Regions from separate parts of the Homo sapiens genome. Here region 2 is linked to region 1. A link is an interaction called in ENCODE POLR2A ChIA-PET data of the cell type or tissue named here. Cell type or tissue: B cell. All regions are shown on one strand. Links, peaks and the distances in the headings refer to the core of each region. The heading gives the core; the rest is flanking DNA.

Region 1 (2,914 bases), core at 135-2,634:
TGTTTTATGATCCATTCTGGAGACTCTAACATATGATCCATTCTGGAGAATCTTCCATGTGCAATTTAGAAGAATCTGTAGCATTATGTTGTTGAGTGTTATTTGATGTCTGTTAGGTTTAGTAGGTTTATAGTGTTTCCCAAGTCGTCTATATCCTTATTGATTTTCTGCCTAATTGCTTGAAACTTGTAATTTTGAGGATTGCTTGAGTCAGATTCTATCTCTGTTGCCCAGGGTGGAGTGCAGTGGCGCAATCATAGCTCACTGTAACCTGGAACTCCTGGGCTCAAGTGATCTTCCCCTCTGCCCCAACAGCCTCCTGAGAAGCTAGGATTACAGGCATGCACCACTGCACCTGGCTAATACAATTATCATTTGTGTAAATTTAAAATTTATTCATACAACAATGCACAGGCTTCAGTAACACATACTACATTAGTTATCTATAGCTGCTTCCAAATTACCCCCAAACTTAAGCAGCAATAAACATTTATTATCTTCTATGGCTTCTATAAGTCAGGAATTCTACGGGCAAGAGCAATTTAGCTGGGTGATCTTGGCTCAGGGTCTCTCATGGGTTGCACTCAAACCGACAGCCAGGGCTGCAGTCATCTGGAGGTCCAACTGGAACTGGAGGATCCATTTCTGAGGTGGCTCACTCCCACGGTTGGCAAGTCGTGGTGGCTGTCAGTGAGAGGCCTCAGTTCCTCACAACATGGGCCTCTCCACAGGGCTGCTTGGATATCCTCAAGATAGCAGCTGGCTTCCCCCAGAGTGAGCGATCCAAGAGGGAGCAAGGGGGTAACTGCACTGTTTTTATTTTTTATTTTTTTTTGAGACAGTCTCACTTTGTCGCCCAGGCAGGAGTGCAGTGGCACGATCTCGGCCTACTGCAACCTCTACCTCCTGGGTTCAAGCGACTCCTGCCTCAACCTCCCGAGTATCTGGGACTATAGGCATGCATCACCATACCTGGATAATTTTTGGGGTTTTTTTTGTTGTTGTTTGTTTTTTAAGATGGAGTTTCGCTCTTCTGCCCAGTCTGGAGTGAAGTGGCGTGATCTCAGCTCATTGCAACCTCCGCCCCCGGGTTCAAGCAATTCTTCTGCCTCAGCCTCCCATGTAACTGGGATTATAGGCACCTGCCACCACACCTGGCTAATTTTTGTATTTTTAGTTGAGACAGGGTTTCGCCATGTTGGCCAGGCTAGTTTCGAACTCCTGACCTCAGGTGATCCGCCCACCTCGGCCTCCCAAAGAGCTGGGATTACAGGCGTGAGCCACCGCGCCCGGCCTGATGCACATCTTTTCCATCTCCTTTCTATATGTTCACATAAGCACATAAAACTTTACATTTCTATTTTTTATTTTTTGGTGTATTTTTTTACGTGGCTGGGGTCTTACTATATATATTGATCTACAACTAGCTTTTTTCACAACTGTGTGTTTTGAAGAGTTTTTCATGTCATTTAACAAAGGGCTGTCATTATTTTTATTACTGTACATTATTTCATAGTATGGAGATGCCAAAATTTATTTAACGACTTCCCTACTGATGGACATGCAGGTTGTTTCTACTAACCTACCTACCTTTCTTTCTTTCTTTCTTTGCTTCCTTCCTTCCTTCCTTCCTTCCTTCTTTTTTCAAGACCGTGTCTTGCTCTGTCGCCCAGGCTGGAGTGCAGTGGCACGATCTTGGCTCACTACAAGCTCCACCTCCCAGGTTCACGCCATTGTCCTGCCTCAGCCCCCTGAGTAGCTGGGACCACAGGCACCCACCACCACGCCCGGCTAATTTTTTTGTATTTTTAGTAGAGATGGGGTTTCACCCATCTTAGCCAGGATGGTCTCAGTCTCCTGACCTCGTGATCTGCCCATCTCAGCCTCCCAAAGTGCTGGGATTACAGGTGTGAGCCACTGCACCCGGCCCTTCCTTCCTTCCTTTCCTTTCCTTTTTTTTTTTTTTTTTTTTTTTTTTTTGAGATGGAGTCTCGCTCTGTCGCCCAGGCTGGAGCCCAGGCAATCTCGGCTCACTGCAACCTCTGCCTCCCGGGTTCAAGCAATTCTCCTGCCTCAGCCTCCCGCGTAGCTGGGACTACAGGCACGTGGCACCACACCCAGCTAAATTTTTGTATTTTTAGTAGAGACGGGGTTTCACCAAGTTGGCCAGGATGGTCTCCGTCTCTTGACCTCATGATCTACCTGCCTCTGCCTCCCAAAGTGCTGGGATTACAGGCGTGAGCCACCGCGCCCGGCCTCTTTTTCCCTTTCTCTGTGGTGGGCTGCATATCTTTCTCACTGTACATCCACCTTTTTACTTTCTCCTTACTTATTTGATCTCCCCTGAGGTTCGAGAATGGGGGACAAGGGACATCAGGCTGGATTCTGCTACAGGCAGAGGTCCCTGGAAGACAGCAGGGGCTGCTGTGGCAGATTCGCGATTCCTTCAGCCCGCCTTCTCCTAACTAGCTCTTGGAGGATGTGATGCAACTCAGGAACACCATGGTCCTTGCCTTCAGAGACCTCATGTCTAGCATGGGGACAGACGCGTGAGTAACCCATGGGAGGCAGGCTAGCATCAGGTGAGGGGTAGCCTTCAAAGTCCAACTGACGGCTTGGATTTTCATCCCACCCCACCACTTAACGGATGTTTGACATTGGGCAAGTTATTTCACCTCCCAGTATACCAGTTCCCACACATCTAAACTGAGTCTCTTTTTTTCTTAAAAGGTTGCTCTGAGAAATAAATAAGATGCTTAGCACAGTGCCTGGCACACAGTAATCTATGAATATCGAACTTCTGGGAAAGTAGCCAGGCTGTGATTGTACCAATCAAACAGGGACCCATGGGCTCTGGGCCTGCGGGATTTGAAGTCTTCACGAATGAAAGGCGGAGACCTGAAGGATGGGCAGT
Region 2 (2,914 bases), core at 278-2,777, 1.4 Mb before region 1:
CACCAAACAAAAAAAGCAACTCGCTGGACGTGGTGGCCAGCACCTGTAGTCCCAGCTAGTCGGGAGGCTGAAGTGGGAGGATCACTTGAGCCAGGAGGCAGAGGCTGTAGTGAGCCGAGATCCTGCCACTGCACTTCAGTCTGCGCAACAGAGTGAGACTCTGTCTCAAAAAAAAAAAAAAAAAAAAGCACAGATCTGGAAAGGTGTAATTTTGGAGGTGATCCATGAAGGCCCCAATGCTGTTCCTTAGAAAGGCTGACAAAACAGGAGCTGGAAGTAGACCCAGCAGCTGCCAAACAGGGCCCTCGCTATAGCTCCAGGCCTGGCTGTTTTGGGTTCTCACTGGAGAGCAGCTCTCTCAGAGGCAGAGTGGGCCCAGCTGAGAGGAATTGGCATGCAGAGGTAAGACAAGCACGGGGGCAGCATGGAGGAGGCAGCGCGAGTGCATCCAGCAGGGGCGAGAAGGTCCTCTACAGGACTCAGGGTGTGTGGGGTGGGGGTGGGAAGAGGGGCTTAGAAGATAGAAGAGGAGGCAGATGGGTGACTGTCACCTGGTGGGCTCCCCAGTGGCCCGGCAGAATAATGACGGCTTCTGTGGCAAGGCTGTGTCCCACATTCGAGCAGATGGTATCATGGAGGTCTCTGAGCCGGCAGTTGGGCCCAGCTGGGATTTGGGAGGGCAGAGGGAGTTAAGCAGATCCCCATTTCTTGGGAACTAGGCAGAGTCCACTGGTAGAAACCCAGCTGTAACCTCAGGAGCCGCTTCCAGCCTGAAAATTGTCTTGTTACAAGTCCCTGAGCTAGGTCCCAAGGCAGCGTCTCACACCTGCTTGATCATTGTATCAGGAAAATTGGTGTATTTGTCCTGGCTCCATCCCAGACCTACCCATCCAAGGGCCAGGACTGAGAATCTATACTTTCAGTGCCCCTCCCCAAGGAAGCTCCTACCACATGGAGTTTGAGAATCACAGACTGAAGGCTCACGAACTCCCCCGTGATCAGCAGTAGGGGGATGCCAGGGGCACGTGGCTGCAGCTATGACATAAAGAACTGGGGGAGCAGGAGGTCATCACATGACCCAGGTCAGTCCCCAGCACAGTCCACTCCCCAGTCCCCTCTCAGAAACGCCTGCCACAGCCATGCTCTTCCTGGGTCCCAGTAGAAGTTTCATCATTTGGCGACCAGTGGGCTCTGGCTCTTGTACCCTGGGAGGGCACCATTTGATTCATCCAATACTACAGATGACACAAGCCTCAACATTTTTTTCTTTCCTTGAGTTTTTTTTTTTTTCTTGAGGATGAAGCGTGAGTTGATGTACATAGAACCAGGGTAGGTCTCTGATAAGGCAGGTGAGTGGCTTGTGTGGAGCATCATACTCCAGCCCTCACCTGGCAGTGGGCACCAGCAGCCTGCACTGTGGCACCCTGACCACCCCCCTTTGGAGCACTGTGTTCATTGGCACCCTCTCTACCCTAATGATTTTGCCAGCAAAAACTTAACATGCAACAAGGAAATGGTATGACATCTGTTATACATGCTGACTCAATGAACGAGGCAGTCATTTCTTTAAATGAAGAAATCTTTAAATTTCTTATACAGATTATATAGAAACTTAGGGAAATATTTATAATATTAAATATATATTTTCAACTATATCAGCATGCAGGAAAGGAGTGTAAAAATATATATTTTTCAAGAATAGAAAATATCTACAAATATGACAAAGCAATATGCCAAAAAATAATGTTTGTGAGAATTATGTCAAGTAATCTTTGTTCCTTAAAAACTTTTAGGCTGGTCGTGATGGCTCATGCCTGTAATCCCAGCACTTTGGGAGGCTGAGGCGGGTGGATCACTTGAGGTCAGGAGTTCAAGACCAGCCTGGCCAACATGGTGAAACCTTGTCTCTACTAAAAATACAAAAATTAGCTGGGCATGGTGGCAAGCACCTGTAGTCCAAGCTACTTGGGAAGCTGAGGCAGGAGAATCACTTAACCCCAGGAAGCGGAGGTTGTGGTGAGTTTAGATCCTGCCACCGCACTCCAGCCTGGGTGACAAGAGTGAAACTCCATCTCAAGAAAAAAAAAAAAAAAAAAACGTTAAAAAATGTGTTAGTGTTACACTTATTGATCTTTCTACTGTCTCTTTTCTTCCCTGAATTACAGAATAACCCATACTCAGGACTGAAACCTATAATAACAGAACTGTATATAGTTATAGCCCATTTTATAGCACTTTGCTTTATTGTCCTTCAAAGATATTGCATTGTTGACAAATTGAAGGTTTGTGGTAACCCTGTTAGTCTGGAAAGTCTATTGGTGCCATTTTTCCAACAGCATGGGCTCACTTCATGTCTCTGTGTCACATTTTGGTAATTCTTGCAATATTTCCAACTTTTTCATTATCATTATATCTGTTTTAGTGATCTGTGCTCAGTAATCTTTGATGTTACTATTATAATTGTTTGCAGGTGTCATGAGCATAAAAGCCCACAAAAAACAGGGAACTATAAATGTTGTGTGTGTTCTGACTGCTCCACCAACTGACAGTTCCCCCATCTCTTCCCCGCTCCTTGGGCCTCCCTATTCCCTGACATACAACAATATTGAAATTAGGCCAATTAATAACCCTACAATAGCTTCTAAGTGTTCAAGTGAAATAAGTCACAGGTCTCTCACTTTAAATCAAAAGCTAGAAGTGATTAAGCTTAGCAAGGAAGGCATGGTGAATGCCAAGATAGGCCAAAAGCTAGGTCTCTTGTGCCAAACAGCCAAGTGAAAGCAAAGGAAAAGTTTTATTTATTTTTTATTTTTTATTTTTTGAGACGGAGTCTCACTGTGTCACCAGGCTGGAGTGCAGTGGTGCAATTTTGGCTCACTGCAAACTCCGCCTTCTGGGTTCAAGCAATTCGCCC

The links. Peaks named below come from ENCODE experiments on the same cell type or tissue, not always from the same donor. Only the 100,000 strongest peaks of a DNase experiment are listed, where the experiment ranks them.
Region 2: POLR2A ChIA-PET joins it to region 1 with 12 read pairs; 2 of 35 experiments call an interaction of 5 or more read pairs at or near these places.

Annotation. Positions count from the first base shown.
Region 1 is chr2:27,145,636-27,148,549 of GRCh38, forward strand. No RefSeq gene overlaps it. Among named protein-coding and RNA genes, the nearest start is that of TCF23, 1.9 kb to the right of the region's middle. In B cell, for the core only: no CTCF peak of the experiment used is centred there; no DNase peak of the experiment used is centred there.
Region 2 is chr2:25,701,365-25,704,278 of GRCh38, forward strand. No RefSeq gene overlaps it. Among named protein-coding and RNA genes, the nearest start is that of DTNB, 29 kb to the left of the region's middle. In B cell, for the core only: no CTCF peak of the experiment used is centred there; no DNase peak of the experiment used is centred there.